Regions from separate parts of the Homo sapiens genome. Here all the other regions are linked to region 3. Evidence: chromatin contacts called from ENCODE Hi-C or POLR2A ChIA-PET data. All regions are on one chromosome and are shown on one strand. The core of a region is the stretch at or near the end of the contact, and the rest is flanking DNA. Distances in the headings are between cores, read along the strand shown. Region 1 has its middle 13 kb from the start of CLLU1-AS1. Region 2 has its middle 36 kb from the start of LINC02397. Region 3 has its middle 58 kb from the start of LINC02404.

What was found. A loop is a pair of places that touch in the nucleus more often than their neighbours do. ChIA-PET counts read pairs that join two places held with the same protein, here RNA polymerase II (POLR2A). Pooled maps may share reads with other maps.
Region 1: a map of B cell shows a loop between it and region 3 (2.8-fold over the local background). The contact joins two enhancer-like sites. A Hi-C loop is called at or near these places in 1 of 168 maps with a recorded cell type or tissue (B cell) and 2 of 50 pooled maps. POLR2A ChIA-PET finds 5 or more read pairs at or near these places in 1 of 52 experiments (activated B cell).
Region 2: a loop to region 3 is called in a map with no recorded cell type, with 2.4 times the contacts of the local background. The contact joins two enhancer-like sites. A Hi-C loop is called at or near these places in 4 of 37 single-sample maps with no recorded cell type and 9 of 50 pooled maps.

Annotation. Positions count from the first base shown.
Region 1 is chr12:92,444,563-92,447,262 of GRCh38, reverse strand. No RefSeq gene overlaps it. Among named protein-coding and RNA genes, the nearest start is that of CLLU1-AS1, 13 kb to the right of the region's middle. RefSeq lists enhancers at 1-250, 981-1,050, 1,181-1,250, 1,571-1,680. Within about 2 kb of position 1,367, at least 13 of the 41 ENCODE cell types and tissues checked have a DNase peak (open chromatin) inside an H3K27ac peak, as active enhancers do.
Region 2 is chr12:92,501,268-92,503,967 of GRCh38, reverse strand. No RefSeq gene overlaps it. Among named protein-coding and RNA genes, the nearest start is that of LINC02397, 36 kb to the right of the region's middle. RefSeq lists an enhancer at 891-1,140. Within about 2 kb of position 1,332, at least 6 of the 41 ENCODE cell types and tissues checked have a DNase peak (open chromatin) inside an H3K27ac peak, as active enhancers do.
Region 3 is chr12:91,816,373-91,819,102 of GRCh38, reverse strand. No RefSeq gene overlaps it. Among named protein-coding and RNA genes, the nearest start is that of LINC02404, 58 kb to the left of the region's middle. Within about 2 kb of position 1,387, at least 3 of the 41 ENCODE cell types and tissues checked have a DNase peak (open chromatin) inside an H3K27ac peak, as active enhancers do.

The DNA of each region.
Region 1 (2,700 bases), core at 118-2,617, 630 kb before region 3:
AAGTCTCTCTTGATAAGCTGGAGGCTGCCAATGTGATAACTTGGGTAGAACCTCTTAGTGTATCCTTTTATAGGCAAGCTACCATCTGGTTTTAGAAGGTGAGCTTCCTTGGCACCAAGTGTATTGGGCCTCTTCTGATATACCTAGACAAGAGGGAATGCCCCATTTAACATTCCATTGTACATGATTTCATATACTCAATCCACACTAACATCTTTTATGAGAAACATAGTAAATAGCAAGAGGAACCAAAGCTGAAATAAGAACTAGCCATGGATACAACCGCTGAGACTTAGTCGTGTTATTTATAATGCATAAGACCTGTGAAATAAGGAAGAAAAGACTGAAAGTATTAGTTGTATGCACCATTTGCTAGCTTCATGGTGAGTTTTATAGCCATTAGAATGTGGACAAAGATTGAACTGCTCTTGTAAAAGGCTCCCTTTGCTCTACTGTCTATTTTGCTTCATGGCCATCAGAAAAAAAGTTAATTTTCCCTGTAAATACTTATCTGTGCTCAGGGCTTGCACTTGTCCTTTGGCTTTCGTTGTGTTTGACCTCTACCACTATACCCTTGTTTTGCCAATGGATGTCTGTTGTTAGCTGATTGCTAATGAACCCAAAGATATTAATTACGGCCATCAGCAATGATGCTAGAGAGTTTTTAACTGGAACTCTCAAAAGAGTCTAAAAAAAGAAAAGAAAATGCCATTTATATTGAATGTCAATTCCCTGATCCATGTTCAGAGATCACATGTGTCTTGATAAGATTATGTATCTTATCAAGTTAAAACCCAACTTTCTGTAATGCTTAAACCTTCTCGCAATATCCTAACATAGTGGTTCTTATTCATGGTTGCATGCTGGAATCACTTGAGAAGCATTTATAAAATCCCAGTGCTCAGGCTGCAGTCCCAGGTAACACCCAGGTATTCCAAAGTGCAGCTAAAGTTGAGTCACTGCTAATCATTTTTGTCTGGAATCTAGCCTCTATTCATTCACAGAACATACAACTAAAGCCCTTAAGGAACCACACCCCATCTACATATAGAAGAGACATGGGGAGTACATTGCTTAGGCTATATGTTTGATCTTGCCTGCTCAGTGCCCCTTTAAAAGTTTAAAAATGATGATTAGATTTCATCATGTAAAAAAATCAGGGGTTCTAATGACAAAAATCTCAATGTTCAGTTTCTCTTGAAAATTCAGCTGTTCTGGCAAGAGTAACTTCCTTCTTCCACAACAAGCATCTGGTATCACTAGCAGCAGACCACTTCACAGGTGGCCTGGGCTTTCCAGTTTGCCCACAGGCCTTAACCTGCCTGAGTTCCCCGCCTGGTCCCTACAGGCAGAGTTCTGAGTATCTGCTACCGTCCCGGTTTGAAAAAGTCTCTCAAAGCTTCCTCCTCTTTGCCTCTTCCATTTTCAAATGCCGGAGACTCCAACTTGTGCCAAAGAGCCTTCTTTGATCTGAATGACTCAAGCAATCCCTTAACTCCTGGATTGTTTAAAATGTTATTAGGTTTCTCTCTTCCATTCTCTACCAGCCCATTTTCCCCCTAGAGAGTTTGTTTTGTTCTTTTGCTTTAAAAATGAAAACAAAGTGTGACTACACATGTATTCTCCAAAGACCAGCTCCTCAAGGCTGAGAGCCAGATGCCTGATATATTTTCCATCTAGAGCTGTACATGCAGAGAAAGTCGTCAAAGCAAGGCCATTCTGCTTTTGACCTTCCTAGGGCTGAATGCGCAGCTAGTCAACAGAGGAGCTGAAAATAGAACCCAGGACTTTCAAATCATTGTTCTGCTCACTGGGCTGTGCTTCCTCCCATAAGGACTTGGTCAAACAATGTCCTGTTTGGCAAAAGCAGAAATCATAATCTACGTATGAGAAACTGGATGGTGAAGAAACGCGAGCCCCACCCTCGGAAAAGATGGCACTGTAGTGTAAAGGGAGTGTGAATTTGTTTCTAGCACTGCAGCTTATAAGTTGGATGCACTAAAAAAAAATGTGTTTAGAATCATTGACTCTGTAATGTGTGGCATTTTGAACAAGGAGTTCTTACTGACTGCCGAGAATGAATTTGCTTGACAACCCACAGAAAGGAAATTTAGAACATTAGAAAGGTTATCATGAAAATGACAGAACCTGTAAATAAGACATTCAGGGATGTGGAATCTGGGGGCTGGTTTTTAGCATAGGGTAGCCAGTGTCACGGGAAGGAGCCAGAAGATGGGTAACTCCGTCATTCTTCACTCGGAGTATGTGTGTGACCCATAGAGAGGGCAGAAAGCAGGGCTAAACAACTTCCCCAAACTCTGAGGAAGAGTTCAGAACTCGTGCGTCTGTGCTGTCATTTTGCAAACGACGTACTTCTCTTTTAGGGATCATCTCCCGGGGCTGATTTATAGTGATCTCCTTGAGAGCAGAAACCCTATGGGCCTCATTGCTGTTGCCCCAATGCTTAGCATGTGGCCAATCCCGGGAGACAGCAGAGCAGAGCCTATAGCCAGGCTTTCTGAGTTTGAGTCCCACCTCTACTGTTTCCCAGATGCTAGGCTTTGAACAAGTGACTTTACGTCTCTATGCCTCAATTTCCTCATTTGTAAAGCAGAGATGGTAATAATAGTTCTTACCTCAAAGAGTCATTATAAAAATGAAATGAGTTACTACTTGTGATGTGCTTCGAATAGTACGTGG
Region 2 (2,700 bases), core at 83-2,582, 680 kb before region 3:
CACAAATTCATTAAATCAGAAAAGATGTCTGTGGCCTCACTTTACAACCAAATATTACCTCTCCTTCTGAGTGGCCACTGTCTAAACAACCCTCGGCAATTTTATTTGCATTTCCTGGCCTTGACTCTTGCTTAATAGCTGGTGCTGTTTGTATTTAATCACTATTTTCTGAACTCTGTCTCTTGTCCATTTCACCTTTTCTCAAAACAAGCCCAGCCTGCACTTCTGGGAAATTATAGTGCCAAATCTTCAAGGCAGGTTAAGTAAAGAGCCGAGCTTGGAAAAGCACAAATCGTTTTGGAATATCTGGGTGTCAATGTCCAGGATTCTTGGGGACCAATGACGAGCAAGATTCAGGAACACAGCCAGTTTTTCTTAGCATTTTGTCCAGGCCCATGCTGGGAATTCGCAGCTGCTGTGTGTCGGCTCAGGGGAGATTTATTGGGAAAGAGTGAGTTTTAGTTAATTCCAGCAGCTCGTGAAAGCCACATATGACTGTCACCCAAGGGTCCAGATTACTCTCTCCAAGGGAGAGATAACTGTGAGGGAGAAGTGAGAAGAGGATGCTGAACGCAGGAAAAACGAATGACGGAAGAGAAAGAACATTCATGTGGGATTCAGGCTGCAAACAGGGAAAATCCCAGAGAATGAACCCCTTCTCTTTTTCTGAATGCTACACCCCACTCCCTGTGGCTCCCAGCCTCTCATAATTGCAGTTTGGATTGGAGTGCTTCTCTTGGCTACTGAGTGTGATCACACTTAATTTCAAGTAGCAAAGTCCATTTCAACCCATATTTTCATACTGACAAGGTGAATCTGAGTAATAGCTGTATCGAGGCTGGTTTTGGAATGACTTGCCCTGTCGATGTGAGTATTTCTCTTAAAAAAGAGAATGTGTGTAATAGTTCAGAAATAACCTTTTGCTGTCCCTAGAATCACCTCAGGAATCCCGTGAAGAGCAGCTCTTTGAATTTGCTGGTCAGAAAAGATTATTGCCTCCAAATGTTGTCTCCTAGGTCTCGTTCACTTTATCTCTGTTTGGGTATTTCACCCCAGCATGTCCTAAGCTCTGTCAAAATCTCCAGCTTCTTTTCACTTTCCTGACACCTGGTTTAGAACCTAACTTAATTTTTTTTTTTTTTTGTCTTCCTTAGCTTCTGACTAAGGCTTTTTTGTGTTTCACTGGTTTTTAGATGTTTGAAACTGATTTCAGAGGTTTGGTTGTTCTTGAGTAATTTCAGAGACATGGTTCCTCATTGTATCAAGGGATGATTTTGCTCAATGAAGCCTGACTCTCAGAGGCGGAGGATGGCATAGCAGTTCCAGGTTTTGAGTTAGGACAGAAATAGGACAATGTCCAGGGGCACAGGGGAGCCATCTGCCTCCTTAGGCTCTTTACTTCTGTCTCATTACCTAGTTTTGTGTCCTGTGCACATTCCTGAGAGAGATGGGATGGACCACTGTTGGCTTAGATTGCTCAGGATCCACTCTCTGTATCTGGAAACACCTTTGAGGGAAGCACATGGCTGAAGGGAGGTGGGGTATAGCTGAACCAAATGGGAATTTGGTTAGGGAGGTCAAGATGGGGAATGGATGTTGGAAACAAGTAGCATCTGTAACACTGCTCTTTTGTGTCCTTCTTTAGAAACTTACAAACTCTCAATATTTTATTTTTTTTAATTAATTAATTTTTTTACTTTATTTTTTGAGACAGGATCTTACTCTGTCACTCAGGCTGGAATGCGGTGGTGCATTCACAGCTTGTTGTAGCCTTGACCTTCTGGACTCAAACAATCCTCCTGCCTTAGTCTCCCAAGTAGCTGGGACTATAGGCACATGCCACCATACCTGGCTAATTTTTTTTCATTTTTTGCAGAGTCAGGGTTTCACTATGTTGCCCAGGCTGGCCTTGAACTCCTGGGCTCAAGTGATCCTCCTGCCTCAGTCTCCCAAAGTGGTGGGATTCCACCACTCAGGATTTTAATTGCCTATTGCCTCTATGCAGATGAACCTCAAATCATTATTTTTGGCTAAGGCCCCTTCTGCTCTCTAGCTACACATTCACTTTCAATGTTGTTACCTCTAATCCAACTTATATGATTGATATTCATCTTCTTTCATCTTACTCACTTCACTCAAACTCGGTCCTTCTGCTGACTTCCCTATTCTGTTTATTGTAGCACCTTTTTTTTTTTTTTTGAGATGGAGTCTTGCACTGTCACCAGGCTGCAGTGCAATGGTGTGATCTCGGCTCACTGCAACCTCTGCCTCCCAGGTTCCTGCGATTCTCCTGCCTCAGCCTCCTGAGTAGCTGGGTTACAGGCACGTGCCACCACGCCCAGCTAATTTTTGTATTTTTAATAGAGATGGGTTTCACCATGTTGGCCAGGATGGTCTCAAACTCCTGACCTCGTGATCCACCCACCTCAGCCTCCCAATGTGCTGGGATTACAGGTATGAGACACTGCGCCTGGCCATATTGTAGCACCATTCTTATAATTATTTAGACTTACTCTTCATAACCTCACCTTCCGTATGCCTATATTAATCTAGTCACCAAACCCTAATGACTCGTTCCTGGAGGAATTACTCTCATTCCTCTCTTTCTTTCCATTTTTGTTGTCACCACTCAGTTTAGACTCCTATCATCATATGCCTGAGCTAGCTTCTTGATAGGCCCTTCTTCCTTTGGTCTCTTCC
Region 3 (2,730 bases), core at 138-2,637:
AAAACACATTGCATTCATTTTTATTCAACAGCACAGGCTTGCCCTACCCCTACCTCTAAATTGCAATTCTTTGATTTTTCACTATAGAGCTAACATGCCCCAGCCTGTTGATTCCATAAACTTTCCTTAGCTTTAGGTTATACACAGGGTTACATCTCAAGTGGAGTCTTGTCTGCCTGTTTACTAGACCACTTTAGAGATTGTTCAAACCCAAATAGCCAGGAGAGAGATGGGAACTTAATTTGTTTCAAGCTTCAATGGCTGGAGGCTAGACAGACTCTCAGTTTCCCATGGGTGGACTACTAAATGTTTTCAACCTTGGTGAGCAGCAAAGACGTTGTACATACACCATACAGCAATTTCCCAACAAGTACAGATCACACTGAAATGACAGGGTTGCCTGTTCAATACTGACTGAGACCCACCTACCTAGGGAGTTGAGCAATTCTTTGCTTGTTCAGTACTTCAGTCCTCAAGTCAGTTAAACAGAGCTCCTCACACACACGACAGAAAGTACAGCAAACATGCCATGTACCAAACATGATTGGGCTATTGCCTGTTCTCCTCTCCCTTCACCTTCACCAATCCTTACTGGAATAGCTTTTAAAGTCCTTTCTGTTGACCTGGAAGCCATTATTGTAACAAGAGGTTAAAATCAGGGTAAATTGAATTGCTATGCATGACTGAACCCAGTCATCTGGAAGAATGACTCAGGCAAGAATTAAGTTTGAAATTTGAATGTGTTAAGTGGCATAATATGGAAAAATTACTGTTTTGTTAACTATGTCTAAGAAAAGATGGTAAACTGAGTATATCTCAAACAATTTGATTTAATTTAGTTCAGTGTTTATGAACACTAATTATATGGCCTTGAATTGGGCTACAATGAAGGAAAGACATTGAAGGAAAAGAGAATAGATTTCCCCCCTTAAGAAGTCCAGAGTTTGGGAGCTGACTGATTCACATATGCCAGTGAAATACCTGTGATTAACACAGACCAGCATGTAATAAACATTTACAAATCTTATTAGGTGGTGCAAAAGTAATTGCAGTTTTGCCATTGAGAGTAATGGTACTATGACTGCTATGTGTCAAGTATTATAAGAATGCATGAATACTTTTATTGTGCCTAGGGGAGATGTATTAGAGAAGGCAATACATTAGCAGATTCTTGAATGGTAATCCTGCCAGTAGGGAGCAAGGGAGGACATTTAGACAGAGACTGCATATATAAAGCATCCATGGCATAACAAACAGCCATTTCAGTGGTGAAAAGTCCAAGTCTTTCTTGGCAGGCCAGGGCATATTTGGCAAGAGAACTGTCCACAGTAGTCCAGTCCAGACCTCATTGTCCTAGTCCTGGTGTAGACTGGACCAAGATAGCTTAAGGCAGTGTTGCCAGAGGGAGGATTTAAAATACAGTTCGAAAAATGCAGCCAAAGTAAGCAAAAGGTGGTGCCAGTGGTCAAGTTCGAAGAGTCAGCTGAAGCTGTAGGTGGAGTAATGAGTAATACAGTAAAAAGTAAATAGGGATAGGAAGCAGTTCCAAATGCAGGTTTAGAAATAGGGCAGGAGGTCCATTTCATTTGGATCATGCTTACTGACACCACTGAAAATGGATGAAAGAGAAAAAGCAAAAGGATCAGTTAGAAAACAATTGCAAAAGTCAAGCAGGAGATGAAAAGGACTTGAAACAAAGCAGTATTAGTGGAGTCAAGTGTGAGAAAAGTTTTGGAGACAGCATGCATCACACTTGATAAATAATGAATATGAGGTTGAAGAGACAGACCTAGAAAATGCTCCAATCGTGCTCAGGGACAATGTCTTGCAGAATGTGAAGTGCACATTGAACCTGTGGCTAATAAGTATTTACTCAAGGGCTAGAACACATGAGTTTTGGAACCAATGAATGAAAATTATCATTAGCCTCTCAGTATAATTCTTACTGACCAACCCACTTGTAGATTTACATTTTCCATTACCTTGAACTTAGGTTCTGCCAAAGTACAGGTCTTAATTCTCAATGGGGGAATGTTTTCATCAGTGGACAGTTATAGTTTTGATAAACTTGGAGCTATGACTTACTACCATATTACTTTGCAGTCCTATGCTAATGGCCCTAAAGGCAAAGATTTAGGGTAAAATGACCCTGATAATAAATAAAGATGGAATGTAATTAGTTCCAAAAGAGAACAATGAAAAAGAATACCATGAAAATCCAGAGGATAGAGAAATTTGGTAACATTCAGAAATGCAAAAATGGAAAGCCAAAAGATGGGCTTTCATTCACAAGCAATCATAAAAATTAATAAGGACAGGCCTGGTGTGGTGGCTCACACCTGTAATCCCAGCACTTTGGGAGGCTGAGGCAGGCAGATCACAAGGTCAGGAGATCAAGACAATCCTGGCTAACAGGGTGAAACCCCGTCTCTACTAAAAATACAAAAAATTAGCCATGTGTGGTGGTGGGCACCTGTAATCCCAGTTACTCAGGAGGCTGAGGCAGGAGAATGGCATGAACCTGGGAGGCGGAGCTTGCAGTGAGCAGAGATCGCGCCACTGCACTCCAGCCTGGGTGACAGAGTGAGACTCTGTATCAAAATAATAATAATAATAATAATAATAAGGACAAATAAATAATAATGTCAGAAATTTACATCTCTTTTTTTGTATGAAAATGTTTACAAATAACGTTTTGAAAGTGTCTGTTGGATAAATAAAGATGTGATC